Linked DNA regions of Homo sapiens: region 2 is linked to region 1. The links are chromatin loops, found by intact Hi-C in ENCODE. Cell type or tissue: adrenal gland. All regions are shown on one strand. Each heading gives the region's core, and the rest is flanking DNA. Links, peaks and the distances in the headings are about the cores only.

The links. A loop is a pair of places that touch in the nucleus more often than their neighbours do. Peaks named below come from ENCODE experiments on the same cell type or tissue, not always from the same donor. Only the 100,000 strongest peaks of a DNase experiment are listed, where the experiment ranks them.
Region 2: it touches region 1 in a loop (2.7-fold over the local background); 2 of 110 quality-filtered maps call a loop at or near these places.

What each region holds. Positions count from the first base shown.
Region 1 is chr16:19,470,697-19,479,027 of GRCh38, reverse strand. TMC5 (transmembrane channel like 5) reads right to left here. Exons shown (of 22, transcript NM_001261841.2): 11 at 6,785-6,940; 12 at 4,752-4,903; 13 at 1,510-1,588. The region is part of intron 2 of TMC5-AS1 (TMC5 antisense RNA 1); the gene reads left to right. Among named protein-coding and RNA genes, the nearest start is that of TMC5-AS1, 13 kb to the left of the region's middle. In adrenal gland, for the core only: no CTCF peak of the experiment used is centred there; no DNase peak of the experiment used is centred there.
Region 2 is chr16:19,407,260-19,415,590 of GRCh38, reverse strand. It overlaps a transcript of TMC5 not described here. Among named protein-coding and RNA genes, the nearest start is that of TMC5, 6.5 kb to the left of the region's middle. RefSeq lists a silencer at 4,759-4,838. In adrenal gland, for the core only: no CTCF peak of the experiment used is centred there; a DNase peak (open chromatin) is centred at 4,887; H3K4me3 peaks cover 819 bases; H3K27me3 peaks cover 4,052 bases.

The sequences.
Region 1 (8,331 bases), core at 181-8,180:
TCAATTAATGTCTGCTTGATTAAGAAAGTGGCCTAGAGGTTTAGTAGGCTAGTGTAAACTGGAAGCTCAAATTAGTCAGTTTATGAAACTAGTGGCTAGGAACTTCTGCAGGAAGTCAGTGCTATCAGCTGATAGACTGGGAGCTTTTAGATTTGGCTGAAGGAGGAGAGGAAACTTTTGGGTGCACAGCCCAAGGATGGATGGATGATGGATGGGTAAATGGATGGATGATGGATGAGTGGATAGATGGGTATATAGATGGATGGATGAATGGATGGATGAATAGATGGCTGGATGAATACATGAATTGACAGATAGATGGATGCATGCATGAATGAATACGTGGATGAATAAATGGATGGATGGTTAGATAAATGGATGGATGAATACATGAATGAATAGATAAATATATGGATGGATGGATGGATCCATACATGGATGGATAAATGGATAAGTGGATGGATGTATGAATGAATGGATAGATGGATACATGGATGGACAGATGAATAGATGCATGGATGGATAAATGAATGATGGGGGAATGGATGGATGGATGCATGAATGGATGAATGCATGGAAGAAGAATATGGTATCTGCTCTAACCATACTAACTTGGAGGGCTGATTTTGAATCTCTTCGACAATTAGGGAGAGAAGTTGAGGGTGCCATGTTCATGTAAGATGGTTTGAGTATAGACACAACAGAGCTATTTTAGGGCCCAGGAATAATGGGTGACAGAGAAATAGAGAGAGACTCCTGATTCCTGACTCTACTTCCAACCCCAGGGCATCCTGGGTATCTGAGAGCTCACAATGACCATCAGCTAAGGATTGCTGTGTGATGTGAAGGCACATTCTCATGGGGGATGCAGTAGCAGGGGCAGAGGCATCCCAATGAGAAGGCCAGGGAGGCTGGCTTGTTCCTAAATCCACATGGGACACCACCCTCAGGCACCCATTCTCTGAGGTCAGTGAAGACTAGAAACTGTAGTTAAGTGAAGGACGGCCAGAAACAGTCAGCATTAGGACATAATTGTTACTGCCAGCATTTATGAGTTTACATATTGGTAAAGCCCAGGGTATCTAGGTTACAGGAAAAATAGAACATCAAGGATCAAAAAGAATTTTGTCCAACCCCAAAGCTGTTAGGACAGACTAGCACTAAAATTACTAGTGTCTATTGCATATGCTGGGCACTGAACTTATACTACACATGATATCATTTAATCCCAATTTTACAGATGAGAAAACTGAGGCTCAAAGAGATTAAGTGACTCGGAAGATGACACAGCACAGCTGGCCTTCAAATCAGGTCCTCCTGACTCTAGAACCTGAGCTTTTTTGTTGAGACCCATTTTGCCTTATGTTGCTTTCCAGATTAGTTTTCATTCTCTTCCCACAAGGGATTAATACCAAATACGGAGTGTGATGGCTCTTGAGAAACCCCTGTCCTCCCTGTTGGTCAAATGCTAAGAAACCAAACTTAAGGCAGAGAAGCATAGAATCTCACCTCTTCACCAGACAGGGCCACGGTGTTGAGCCAATAGTAACAAAGAATGCCAATGATTGATATTTTCAAAAAGATGTTTCTAAACAGAAGAGACAACATTTATGATTACCTTCAATGGCAGTCTTTCATTCTGTCTGCAAATAGCTCCTTTGGGGCACATGGTAAGATAGAAATTCCTGGCCCCTGTGGTTGGAGGGGGGCACATGGCTAGTTCCAGTGAATGAATTGTGAACAGAAGCAATGTGTGTCACTTCTTTTTTTTTTATTTTTTGAGACGGAGTCTTGCTCAGTCACCCAGGCTGGAGTGCAGTGGCGCGATCTCAGCTCACTGCAAGATCCGCCTCCCAGGTTCACGCCATTCTCCTGCCTCAGCTTCCCGAGTAGCTGGGACTACAGGCGCCCGCCACCACACCTGGCTAATTTTTTTTGTATTTTTAGTAGAGACGGGATTTCACCATGTTAGCCAGGATGGTCTCGATCTCCTGACCTCGTGATCCACCCGCCTCGGCCTCCCAAAGTGCTGGGATTACAGGCGTGAGCCACCACACCCAGCTAATGTGTGTCACTTCTAAGCTGGAGCACTTAATGCCCCTGTGAGACTCTCCAGAACTCCTCATCTTCCCTTTGGAATGGCGATCAACGATATTCAAGATGGCTGCTTCTCTCTGAGCCTGGATCCCTCAGTAACTAACATAAGAAGGTCCCTCCTGCTAATCCACACTGTGTATATAACACGAGCAAGAAATAAACCTTTGTGTTCGAAGCCACTGAGATCTGGGGGGTTGTTACTGCAGTATAACCTAACTTATTCTGACTGATACATTCTCTTTTGTTGCATCTCCAAATGATCTGATTTCACTTCCCATTATAATGATAGTAAATGTACATAATGTTTATTGGGTGCTGACCCAGCGTACACTGCCAACCTCTTTATTGAATCATCCCCCTCAGTCTTTACAATTCCATCATCTAGTAGATGGTATTTTATGCCCATCATACTCAATATGCAAGGTTATGGGGTGCAGTGAGACCTAACATTTCCCCTTCTATACAAACTTTTAAAAGTGGCACCATGGATCGGTGGCTGGGATGTGGGGAATAATGAGGGCATAGGAATATAGTCAGAGTTTTCTTTCTTTCTTTCTCTCTCTCTCTTTCTCTCTTTCTTTCTTCCGACAGGGTCTCACTCTGTTACCCAAACTGGAGTGCAGTGGTGTGGTCATGGCTCACTGCAGCCTTGACCTCCCGGGCTCAAGCACTTCTCCCACCTCAGCCACCTGAGTAGCTGGGACTACAGGTGCAATCCACCATGCCTGACTAATTTTTAAATATTTATAGAAATGGAGTCTCACCATGTTGCCAAGGCTGGTCTTGAACTCCTGGGCTCAAGCAATCCTCCCACCTTGGCCACCCAAAGTGCTAGGATTACAGGCACGAGCCACTGCACCTGGCTGGAATTTTCATAATATGAATTGGATATAATCAACTGACTGACCAATTTGCTTATTCATTCACCAATCATTCTTGGACACCTATGATATCCCAGACACTGTGAACAAGGCAAAGATTTCCCCATAAACTGTGGGAGAGGAAGATAATAAATAAATACAAATATGTCAGGAAGTGGTAAGAAAATTATACTGCAGAGATCATGCCACCGCACTCCAGCCTGGGCGACAGAATGAGACTCCATCTCAAAAAAAAAAAAAAAAAAAAGAAAGAAAATTATACTGCAGAGGAGAAAAGGTGGTAGGGAGCTGTTATTTTTAATGGGGTGTGCAAGGAAGAGTGCAACACGAGGGTGATGTTTGAAGAACGCAAAATGCAGTCAAGAAGCAAGCCATGTGGTCATGTGTGGGAAGAACATTCCAGGCCCATGCAAAGGTCCAGAGGTGGGAATATGGTTTGGCATATTTGTGAACGCTTAGGAGGTCTGTGACGGGGACAGGCAGTGAGCAGGAAGGATGGGGAGAAAATGAGGCTGGAGCGCTGGCCGGGAGCCGGATCTCACAGACCGTGGTAAGGCAAGGGCTCTGGAACTGATCAGCAAAGAAACTCAGTCTGCATTGTACAGACCTACACTTTTTTTTTTTTTCTGAGATGGAGTCTCTCTCTGTCACCCAGGCTGGAGTGCAGTGGCAGGATCTCGGTTCGCTGCAACCTCCGCCTCCCAGGTTCAAGAAATTCTCCCGCCTCAGCCTCTCAAGTAGCTGGGATTACAGACATGCGTCACCAAGCCCAGCTAATTTTTGTATTTTTAGTAAAGACGGGGTTTCACCATGTTGGCCAGGCTGGTTTCAAACTCCTGACCTCAGGTGATCCACCTGCCTTGGCCTCCCAAAGTGCTGGGATTACAGGCATGAGCCACCATGCCCGGCCTACAGACCTGTACTTATAAACCCCACCATAACCAGGAACGAGTAAGGGAAGAAACTAGAGGGACAAAATTTGGGCAGTTCCAGGCTTTGTGTATCAAAACTCTGGGATCACTTCTAGCACGTATGATGCCTTTGTGGGAATCACAAAAAGGCACCCCATGGGTGCCAGTGAGTTGCCCAAAGCACTCCTCCCACCTTTGTTTGGGTGGTGGAATTACAAAAATGGGCCCTTCCTCCCGCCTGAGGCAGTGGGTACCAGGACTCACAGCTTGACTAAGGGGAACGCTGGATGATTTCAGTCCCGTCCTCAGCCCAGGAGCCTTTGTGCGTGCACTGCCTGCCCATCTGTACATCCCATACTTGAGAACTACATCAATCCCCTGCTGGTAGCAATTAGGAAAGCAATCAAGCCATGACTTTGAGCAAAAGCCCACACCACACAAACACACTTCACTCTTTTGTTGTTGTTTAAGACAGGGTCTTGCTCTGTCACGCAGGCTGGAGTGCAGTGGTGCAATCATAGGTAAGCTCAAACTCCTGGGATCAAGTGATCCTCTCACCTCAGCCTCCTGAGTAGCTGGCACTAACAGGTGCATGCCACTGCATCCAGCTTTTTGTAGAGCCAGCATCCGGCTATGTTGCCCAGGCTGTTCTCGAACTCCTGGTCTCAAGTGATCCTCCCCACTCAACCTCCCAAAGTGCTGGGATTACTGACATGAGCCACCACGCCCAGCCACACCTTACTTTTGAAATTCTTCCTCTCTGGAGAAAAAACTTTGATACTAAAGCATAATCCTTTCTAGCTGCCATCCCACTTCTCTCTGTGGAAATAGAGGCTGGTGTTGGGCGCGACACATCACCTACCGGATCAGGAGAACGTAGACTTCGTGCCGTGGCATCTCGTACCTCTCCACAAGCCTGAACATGGAGTAGATGCATGGCACGGCCAGATTAATGCAGGACACAACGAAAGGCAGTAACAGCACCGCCCCAGGGTTACTGTGTGTCTTCAGGAACTGCAGGGGATGGGGGAGAGAACGGAGGGCTGACTTGTACACTGTACCCCTTTCTGCTTCACTCAAAAGTCTCCCATGATAGAAAACCCGAGAAGTAGCTCCTCTGCGGTTAACTATTTATCTATTTATTTATTTTAATTTTTTTGAGATGGAGTCTCACCGTGTTGCCCAGGCTGGACTGCAGTGGCGCGATCTCAGCTCACTGAAACTTCCACTTCCTCGGTTCAAGTGGTTCTCCTGCCTCAGCCTCCAGAGTAGCTGGGATTACAGGCACGCACCAACATACCCAGCTAATTTTTGTATTTTTAGTAGAGATGGGGTTTCCCCATGTTGGCCAGGCTGGTCTCTAACTCCCGACCTCAGGTGATCCATCCACCTCGGCCTCCCAAGGTGTTGGGATTACAGGCATGAGCCATCGCGCCCGGCTAGGTTAACTATTTTGTTAAGCTACCATTAATTTCCTTACCCCGTGCCAAGCAAACTGAGGCTCAGGGAGGGGAAGACACTTGCCCAGGGTCACCCAGCAAGGAAGTGGCAGATTGGAGCCTAGGTGTGTCTGACTCAGGAGCCTGAGCTCGAACAATCATTCTGTGGCTTTCCCTTTTTTACCAAGATGCCCAGGGCAATGAGGATGTGCTCCCTCCTGTTTAGCATAAGTGGCCTTGTTCATTTTCACCAGGCTTCACCTCTCTCTGAGTTCTGAATTAGGGGGTTGGCGTGTCTCTGCTAGCCCGTGCTGCTGGTTTTTTTTTTTTTTTTTTTTTTTTTTTTTTTTTTTTGAGCCGGAGTCTCGCTCTGTTGCCCAGGCTGGAGTGCAGTGGCACGATCTCGGCTCACTGCAACCTCTGCCTCCGAGGTTCAAGTGATTCTCCTGCCTTAGCCTCCCGAGTAGCTGGGATTACAGGGGTGCACCATCATACCCAGCTAATTTTTGTATTTTTAGTAGAGACGGGGTTTCACCATGTTGGCCAGGCTAGTCTCAAACTCCTGATCTCAAGTGATCTGCCTGCCTCGGCCTCCCAAAGTGCTGGGATTACAGGCGTGAGCCACTGTGCCTGGCCCTGTGCTGCACTTTTGTGTGAGGCTGGGAGAGGCACTGGGCCTCCAGGAGGAGGCAGCACTCTGGCATTTGGCTGGGAGTGGAGCCGGGACTGCACTTCTGCTAGGCATCCTTCCATGGGCCTTGGAGTCAGGGATTCCAATGAATTTATCTGATATCTCACATTCCCATATCCTCCCTGCATGGCCTCACCCTACCTCCGTCTACCTCTGGATGGTTCAAAAGCACCACTTGCATTTTTGGTGGTAGTTTTGGAGCCAGGGTAACCTGGGTTCCAATGCGGCTCCCTCCCCACACGTAAGCTGCAAGGCCTGGGGCCAGATCCTTAGCTTCTCTGAGCCCCTTTTCTCCATCTGTACAATGGAGAGATGATCACATGACTCATAGAGATGTTGCAAGAATTAACTGAGATCAAACAAGGCAAGGCCTGGCCCCAGGGCTGTGAAACGACACAGCTGAGCTCCATTCATGTGAAACTGTAGTCACCAATGAATGACCACCACTGTAGCCAGAACTACAGGTGCACACCACCGTGACAGGCTAATTTTTAAAATTTTTTTAGCGATGAAGTCTCCATGTTGCCCAGGCTGGTCTCGAACTCCTGGGTTTCAGGTGATCCTCCTGCCTCGGCCTCCCAGAGTGTTGGGATTACAGGTGTAAGCCACTGTGCCTCACCCCTGCATTTTTAACAAGTTCTCTGCTAGTGCTGATGCTGCTGGCCATAGATCCTGGGTTGAACCGTAGGCTGCACACCACCCTTCCCCTCCAGCATCTCATCCCTTCACCTGGTTCTCTCTGCCCTGGACCCTGGTGTTGGTTACCTCTAAGTTGTACTCAGCCAGGTAATAAACGGCTGCACAGCAGGCTATGGCCACTCCTGTAGAGACAACCCAGGCTACCATGTAGGCAGAGAAGCGGGTCAGCAGCTGATTGAACGTCAACTTGGAATTCTCCTGACGGAGCTCTGACAGGTTCTCCTAGAAACATAAGAAAGTCAAGTTTATGGCTGGGCATGGTGGCTCACGCCTGTAATCCCAGCACTTTGGGAGGCCAAGGCGGGTGGATCACTTGAGGTCAGGAGTTTGAGACCAGCCTGGACAACATGGTGAAACCCCGCCTCTACCAAAAATACAAAAATTAGCCGGGCGTGGTGGTGCATGCCTGTAATCCCAGCTACTCGGGAGGCTGAGGCAGGAGAATCACTTGAACCCAGGAGGTGGAGGTTGTAGTGAGGAGAGATGGCACCACTGCACTCCAGCCTGGGCGACAGAGTGAGACTCTGTCTCAAACAACAAATAAATAAATAAACAAATAAATAAAAATAAATGAAAGTCAAGTTTATCCAGAGATCCCTCTCCACTGCTAGCAAAGATCCCCAGGGAATGCTTGCCACATCCAGAGACATGAATCCAGCCCAAATCCACAGGTGAGAGAGAGGGGGAACATTCATGATGAACATGGATTATGGGAGACCCATAGAGGACTCTGAAATGGGCCAAGAATCTCCAAACACTGCTTCCATCTTTCAGAAACAGTTGGAATTAATAGATCGGGACCATGTTCTTAAGAAAAGCACACTGAGGTCACAAAATTCTTTCTTGAAGAATAAGGTTGGGTATCTACACTGAGAAAGAAGCTCACATCTGCAACCCTCTTGTTGAAGCCCCTTTATTTGGCTGGGTTTGGTGGCTCACACCTGAATTTCCAGCATGTTGGGAGGCCGAGGTGGGAGGATCACTTGAGCCCAGGAGTTCAAGACCAGCCTGGGCAACATAGTGAGATTCTCTCTCTACAAAAAATTTAAAAATTAGTTGGGCATGGTGGTGTGCACCCATAGTCCCCACTACTCAGCAGGCTGAGGTGGGAGAGGCTAACTGGATCCCAGGAGGTCGACACTGCAGTGAATTATGATTGCACCACTGCACTCCAGCTTGGGTGACAGAGCAAGACCTTGTCTCGAAAATCATAAAAAAAAAAAATTTAAAGCCCCTTTATTTATAAAATCAGCTTGCTCTTTGTTTTTTTCTGGAGATGGAGTTTCACTCTTGTTGCCCAGGCTGGAGTGCAGTGGCGCGATCTTGGCTCACTGCAACCTCTGCCTCCTGGGTTCAAGCGATTCTCCAGCCTCAGCCTCCTGAGTAGCTGGGATTACAGGTGCCCGCCACCACGCCCGGCTACTTTTTTGTCCTTTTTTTAGTAGAGATGGGGTTTCATCATGTTGGCCAAGCTGGTCGTGAACTCCTGACCTCATGATATGCCTGCCTCGTCCTCCCAAATTGCTGGGATTAGAGGCATGAGCCACCATGCCCAGCTGCTTTTTTTTTTTTTTTTTTTTTTTTTTTTAATAAGTTTGTGTCTATAGACCAGG
Region 2 (8,331 bases), core at 21-8,020, 63 kb after region 1:
GTAGCTATAAGTCAGGATTTCTCAACCTTGGCAGTACTGTCATTTGGGGCCAGACAACTGCCTGTTGTGGGGAGCTGGGGGGACTGCTCTGTGCATTGTAGGGTGTTTAGCAGTATGTCCGGCTTCTATCTATTAGATACCAGGAGGACACCCCAACCCCACCCCATCTGCAAGCTACGACAACCAAAAATGTCTTCAGGAATGGGCAAATATCCCCTGGGAGGCAAAACTGCCTCCCCCTGAGAACCACTGCTCTAAATGTTACCTAGTTCCATGGACAGTGTCTCCTCGCTCTCCATTGCGTGGGACAAGGAAATCAGCAACTCAACATTTTCTCTAATAGAGTTTTCTCCCCTCTGTTTCTCCTCTTCTAGAAACTATACCATATTTTTACATATTTCGGTTTATGACACATATATGCCCTATAAACTGTAATTATACGTTTCTTGTCTGCAGGTAGACAATAAGTTGGCAATACTGGTTGCTTCCAGAGTGAGAAACTGGGTGGCTGGAGATAGATATGGAGGGAGATACTTTTCAGTATTTGCTTAGATATCCTTTGGATTTTTTCCATTTTTCTTTTTTAGAGATAGAGCCTTGCTTTGTCACCCAGGCTGGGCTCAAACGATCCTCTTGCCTAAGCCTCAGCCTCCTGAGCAGCTGGGACTACAGGAACTCACCACTATGCCCACCTAGTTTCTCTTTTTTGTCAAGATGGGGTCTCCCTATGTTGCCTAGGCTGGTCTCGAACTCCTGGCCTCAAGCGATCCTCCTGCCTCAGCTTCCCAAGGCTCTGGGACTACAGGAACTCACCACTATGCCCACCTAATTTCTCTTTTTTGTCGAGATCGGGGGGTGGTCTCCCTATGTTGCCTAGGCTGGTCTCGAACTCCTGATCTCAAGCGATCCTCCCGCCTCAGCCTCCCAAGGTTCTGGGATTACAAGCCACTGTGCCTGGTCTCTTTGGGGTTTTATACCACGTGGCAGTGTAACTTTTTCAAAAAATAAGTGAAATCTTGAAAATTGTCTCCTGTGAATTGCACACAGTATGAATAGCACGGTCACATCTTTTTAAAAGATAAGTAAAAATAATCTGTATTATTACACCCAGGAGGAGAGGGAGAAATCTGGAATAACACACATGAAACTCCAAGCAGCAGTTATCACCAGAGGGTGAATTAGCAGAGTTTTTCACCTTCTATGAAAATATTTTTATAAATAAATTTTTAAAATAATTTGCATGAGTATTGTGTTAGTAATTGGAGAAAACAACAGGAACAGTCAAAGAAAAAGATCTATTTCCAAGGTCACTGGGAGCTCCTCAAGTTTGGGAAGTGAGAAAGAGGGAGAACCTTCTGGAAGCAGCAGATGTGGGAGCCCCAGACACAGAAAGCAGGGACCCTAGATAGAGGCTGATGATTGAATTAGGGGGTACAATGAGGGGGGCATGAATTAAGAGGGAAATGAAAATAAATGAGCAGACGCTGGAACAGGAAGGATAGTTCTATGTCATTGGATGGGTTATGAATTTCCCTGAGCCTGACTCAGTTTCCTCAGCTATAAAATGGAAGTCATTGTAATACGTAAGTGGCCAACATTTATCCTTACATTGTTCTGTCACCGTCTATGTGTGGGTTGTATTTAATCCTCACAGCAGCCCTATGAGTTAGGTACTACTAGAATCATCCCAGTTTACAGATGAGTCATTTGAAGCACAGAGAGGTTAAGTAACTTGGCCCAAGGTCACACAGCAAGAAAGTGGCAGAGGCAAGAAAGTGGCAGAGGCAGGATTTTAACCCAGGAGGTCTGGCTCTGGAGCCTGAGTTCTGTAGATGACTAGGGCTGGGACTAAGCACAATATCAGACACATGGTAAGCAGAACAGGCATGAAAGACTATGATTATGTTAAAAGGCTAGGATTCCTCATCCACCAAGTACCATATTAAAGGATGTAGTGCCTCCCACTAAGAGGAAAGCACAATGCCCTTCCCATCCCATGCCAGCCTTACTGTCCCCAGAAACTGCCCTGGCTTTTTTTTTTTTTTTTTTTTTTTTTTTTTTTTTTTTGAGGCAGGGTTTGGCAATGTCGCCTAGCCTGGAATGCAGTGGCGCAATCTTAGCTCACTGCAATCTCTGCCTCCCGGGCTCAAGCAATTCTTGTGCCTCAGCCTCCCGAGTAGCTGGAACCACAGGCATGCACCACCACACCCAGCTAATTTTTGTACTTTTAGTAGAGACGAGGTCTTGCCGTGTTCTCTGGGCTGGTCTGGAACTCCTGGACTCAAGTGATCTGCCCACCTTGGCCTCCCAAAGTGCTGGGAATACAGGCTTGAGTAACCATGCCCAGCCTGCCCTGGCACACTTAAAGGCAGCATTTGTCCTACCAGAACACAGAACTCTCCAAAACTTTGACAGGTGGAGATCCCTGCAAGGTGACTGTCTAGATGAGAAGCGGGTGGTAGGGTGCGCCTAAAGCCCTAGCTACTTGGGAGGCTGAGGCAGGATGATTGCTTGAGGCCAGGAGTTTGAGACCAGCCTGGGCAACACAGCCAGACCTTGTCTCTACAAAAAATTAAAAAATCAGCTGGGTGTAGAGGCGAGCACCTGTAGTCCCAGCTACTCAGGAAGCTGAGGTGGGAGGATCGCTTGAGCCGTGACTTTAAGGCTGCAGTGAGCTACAATTGTGCCACTGCACTGCAACTTGGGCAACAGAGCAAGACTCAGTCTCTAAAACTAAATAAATAAATAGATGAGAAGGGGTTCAAGGAAAAAGTGCTTTATGGATGCAACTACTGTGCCATTCCCCCACTCCTGTAGAGGGCGGTCACAGCATTTACTGTAGCTAATGTTGATTGAGCACCTACTAAGTGCCAGGCACTGTTCCGAGTGTTTCATCTTTAATCCCCACAAAAGGGTGGGCTCGGGCTGGGTGCGGTGGCTCACGCCTGTAATCCCAGCACTTTGGGAGGCTGAGGCGAGTGGATCAACTGAGGTCAGGAGTTCAAGACCAGCCTGGCCAACATGATGAAAGCCCATCTCTACTAAAAATACAAAAAAATTAGCCAGGCCTGGTGGTGGGCACCTGTAATCTCAGCTACTTGGGAGGTTGAGGCAGGAGAATTGCTTGAACCTGGGAGACAGCGGTTGCAGTGAGCTGAGATTGCACCATTGCACTCCAGCCTGGGCAACAGAACGAGACTGTCTCAAAAAAAAAAAGAAAGTCGGGCTTGGTGGCTCATGCCTGTAATCCCAGCACTTTAGGAGGCTGAGGCAGGAGGATCTTTTGAGCCCAGAAGTTCAAGGCTGGACTGGGCAACATAGTGAGACCCCCATCTCTACAAAAATTTAAAAAATTAGCCAGGCATGGTGGTGCGTGCCTTTGGTCCCAGCTACTCGGGAGGCTGAGGCAGGAGGATCGCCTGAGCCTGGGAGGTTGAAGCTGCATAAGCTACAATCACAACACTGCACTCCAGCCTGGGCAACAGAGCGAGACAACAATTCAAAAAAAAAAAATCCCACAAAAACCCTATAGGATAGGTGCCATTATTGTCCTCATTTTACAGATAAGGAAACTGAGGCACAGAAGAATCAGATAACTGCCACATTCACTGTGCTAGGAGGTGATGGAACCTGGATTGCATGTCAAGATCACACAGACTCCTCTACAGACCACCCAGGTAACATGGGGTGACTTATTCAACCTCTTTGAACCTTTGTCTCCTAATCTGCAGTCTGGAACTAGCAGGGGTTATTGAAAGGATAAAAGGTAACACATGCCCCTTATTCATTCAACAAGTATTTATAGGACATCTACTGTGTGCCAGGCACTGGGGATGTATCTGCAAGCAAAACAAAAAAAATCCTACCCTTCTGGAATGCACACATTAGTAGGGGGACACGTATGTGGGTTAGCTCAGTAGATCTTCACAACCCCATAGGCAAGCTACTATTATTGCACCTGTTTCACAGATAGGGAAAAGGATCCCAGAAGTGGCAAACCCAAGTTCACCCTTCTGAGAAATGGTGGGACCTGGATTAGATAATATTCAGTCTCCGGAGTTTGACTTCCTGAGTTCAAATCCCACAGTTTCCATTTAATTGCTGTGGTCAAGTTACTTAACTGTCTGAAACTGGATCTCCCAAGGGTAAAATAGGACCAGGAGACCCTATTTCGTAGATTACCCCAGGAGAAATAACAACATCTAACATTTAGGAAGCAAACAAGGCTCACAGAATCTCTGTGAGGGAAGTCTAATTTTAACCTTTCTTTTTCCTTTTGTTTTTTTAAACAGGTGTGGAAACTGGAGCCCAGAGAGCATAAGTAACCTGTCCAGAGATGCACAACACACAAATAGTGCGCTTCCAAAGCTCATGTTCGCTCTCACCCAGGCCGCTGCTCAGATAAAAAACTTACCGGATCGGACATGGTGAAGTAAGCACCTGAGAAACGGGTGCGATTATTCTTTTCTTCCTGCACCTGCAGGGCGGGCTGCACGAAGGCGGCGGCCAGGCCGTGTGCATTCCCCGGAAGCTTTCTTAATGCAAAGTGACAGAGCGCGGCGGTCTGGGGCTGGAGCCGCTGCCCCCTCCACGTGCTCCCCAATTCCGGCGCCTGGTGGTTCTCCCCGCACTCCGGCGCCGCACCCCGCTGGCTCCCCGCTCCCAGCCCGTGCTGCCACGCTTGGGCGCCCCGCATTGGGGACACCCCTCCCAGTTCTTCCCAGCCTCTCTGGGAGCCGGCGAGGGGGCTCCGCCAAGACGCCCCTGCTAGGCTGGCAGCCCGGGCGCTGGCCCCACTCCTGGCGAACCCGCCTCACCTCCTGGCGCTCCTGTTGCCGCTGCTTGCGCTGGCCCTCGGGTCGACCCTGGCCCGAAGCAGCCCGCAGGCGGCGCTCCCTGCACCGGAGCCGGCCTTCCTGCCTCGGGGCCGATCGCTTTCTTCTGAGAATTGAGCCAGTTCCTGCTGGGTTGGGACGCCTGCTGGCATCCGAGACCTCTATTCACCGCCCGTAGTCTGCATTCATTCTTTCTTTCCATGACCCAGCCTTACCTGATGGCCACCAGACGCCGCGCAGGCCTGGGTGGGGCGGCGCTCGGAGGACCCAGCAGGCTCATGGGCCAGGGCTGTGCTCTCCAAAACTCTGGCCAAGAGCCACATCATCTAATCCTGAGAGATGCAAGTCCTCTAATGATTATCAGTAACTACGAGATAAATGCAAATCAAAACCATAATGAGATATTGGAACAGGAATTAAAAGAAATTAAAGAGTGTATAAGCAGAAACTCAGTTGTATGTAAGAAAACTCAATTCCCCCTGAGAAAGAGAAAGAGCTGGAGTCCTTTTAAAACTAACTGCCTATTTTTCTGTGGCTAGTGAGCCTTCTCTCCCCTCCTTTCCCAGGCATTGTGAAGACCCTGATTCCCTAGCTGTGTAGCTGCAAGGTCACTAGACAGATAAACTCAAGTAACAAAACATGTTTTTCCTTGAAAAGTAAGAAATGATGTAATGCATGTCTCAATTGAATAACTGCCTTTGTTTCTCGCTTCTGTAGTATGCTTCCCCCTGCACAGATCTCCCTACCCCTACGAAATGCTTAAAAGTTAACTTAACTCTTTGTTCAGTGCTCAGTCCTTTGGATGTTAATCCGACTGGGCCGGTGCACCTAAATAATTAATAAATATCCTCCTGAACCCCATAGGTCTCTGTGATTCCTTAAAAATCCCGCAACAGGCCAGGCGCACTGGCTCAAGCCTGTAATCCCAGCACTTTGGGAGGCCGAGGCCAACGAATCACGAGGTCAGGAGATCGAGACCATCCTGGCTAACATGGTGAAACCCCGTCTCTACTAAAAATACAAAAAAATTAGCCGGGCATGGTGGCAGGAGCCTGTAGTCCCAGCTACTCGGGAGGCTGAGGCAGGAGAATCGCATGAACCCGGGAGGCGGAGCTTGCAGTGAGCCGAGATCGCGCCACCGCTCTCCAGCTCTGGGCGACAGAGCAAGACTCCGTCTCAAAAAAAAAAAAAAAAAAATCCCGCAACATTTCCAGCTCACATCTACTAGGCTGGCCACTATCAAAAAACAAAAACAAACAAACAAAAAATAAGTGTTGATGAGGATGTGGAGAAATTGTGCACTGTCGGTGGGAATGCAAATTGGGTGCCACCGTGGAAAACAGTATAGTGGCAAAAAAACAAAAACAGAAAGGTATATATCTAAAAAAATTCAAAGCAAGGTCTCAAAATGACATCCGGGCCAGGCATCATAGCTCAGGCCTGTAGTTCCAGCACTTTGGGAGGTTGAGGCAGGTGGATCACTTGAGCCCAGGAGTTTGAGACCAGCCTGGGCAGCATGGTGAAACCCAGTTTCCACAAAAAAATACAAAAATTAGCCAGGCATGGTGGCACATGCCTGTAGCTCCAACTACTCAGGAGGCTGAGGTACGAGGATGGCTTGAGCCTGGGAGGTGGAGGCTGCAGTGAACAGTAATCGTGCCACTGCACTCTAGCCCAGGCAACAAAGGAAGACCCTGCCTCAAAAACAAAACAAAACAAAACAACAACAACAACAAAAGATATTTGCACACCCATGTTTATTGCAGCATTATTCACAATAGTCAAGCATTAAAAGCAAACTAAATGTCCATCAGCAGATGAATGGGTAAAGACAATGTGGTTACATACATACAATGGAGTATTGTGCAGCCTTAAAAAAGAAGGAAATCCTATCACATACTACCACGTGGATGAACCTCAAGGACATCATGCTAAGCGAAATAAGCCAGGCACAGGAGGGCAAATACTGTATGATTTCAATCATTGGATGTACCTAAAGCAATGAAAATCATAGAAACAGAAAGGAGAAAGGTGGTTGCCAATGGCTTAGAGAAAGGAGGAGGGAGATAATTTGTGTGCAATGAACATAGAACTTCAGTTTTTCAAGGTGAAAACATTCTAGAGATCTGTTACAAAATGTGAATACTTCCTATACTTCACACTGATGAACCATACAGTTAAAAATAATTAAGACTGGTAAATTTAATAACGTGTGTTTTTACCACAATATTGAAATGTCATTATGTCCTTACAATGACATAAATGTAATTATGATTATTGCAACCAAGAAGAGGTATATAATGTTGTAAGAATTTATAATTAGGGGCATTCTCCCAGTGTCAGGGAAGGTTTCCCTAAGGAAATAATGCTTCAGTGAGCATCTGAGTCAAAGTCAAAGTTGGGAGGTCACATGGCAAGTCTAATTTCTTGTATATAATACAGTTATCTGTCCATTTGATCTTTTCTGCTTTGTAAATAGAATCAAGGATAATGGGGGCATGATGGCAGAGGCCTATAGTCCCCAGCTACTTAGAAGGCTGAGGCAGGAGGACTGCTTGAACCCAGGAGTTTGAGATTGTCATGAACTATGACTGCACTACTGCACTCCAGCCTGGGCAATGGAGCGAGACCCTGTCTCAAAAAAAATTTTTTTTAATGTTAAAAGGTGAAAAAGAAAATAATAATGATGACAGCAACAGCCAACATGTAATAAGAAATAATTCAATGAATTACTTAATTAACATAGTAGTTAAGTGCAGGGACTCTGAAGCCATACTATTTGACTTTGAATTCCAGGTCTGCTATATCCTTACTAGCTTCATAATCTTGGGCAAATTACTTAATCTCTCTGCCTCAGTTTCTTCATCTGTAAAATGAGGGCAATAATAGTTAGACAGCCAGGTGAGAGGAGGTCCCTCAATAATCTCCAGCCTCTCCAACTGGCCTGCACACTGGGAGGAGCCACAGAAGTTTGTGCTGTTTGCAGCAGGGAGAAGCCTGGCCCCTCCTCTTTCTGTGTGGAAACTGGGATTTGAATGGCCAGGTAGGAAGTGCTCTAACAGAGACTCTGGCCCAGTAAGAGTCCCTGTTTCCCCTTTTCTTCCCTTTTCACCCAATAAAACCCTGTCTTACCCACCATTCAAATTGCCTGTGAGCCTGAATTTTCATGATCATGGGACAAAAAACCCTATCTTTAGCTGAACTAAGGAAAAGCCCTGCGACATTTTTGGCACCCAACGTGGGGCCTGAGAAGTGGTGAGTGAGATGCAAATCAAGAATTATTTTTCTCTCTCCCTTCCGAGCCTTTTAATGCTCATGGCTTTTTCCTTCCTCTTTTGGGATGCACCAGAAAGCAGCAGCTCCCCGCTGCTCCCCACTCCCTCATGGGGCTGGGATGCATGGCCCAAGGGTTCAGCTGGCTGGCTGGTTCCCAGCCACGTGCCACCTGCCGTGGCCTTCCCTTTCCCTAGCCAAGGAGTTTAATTCTACCAGACAG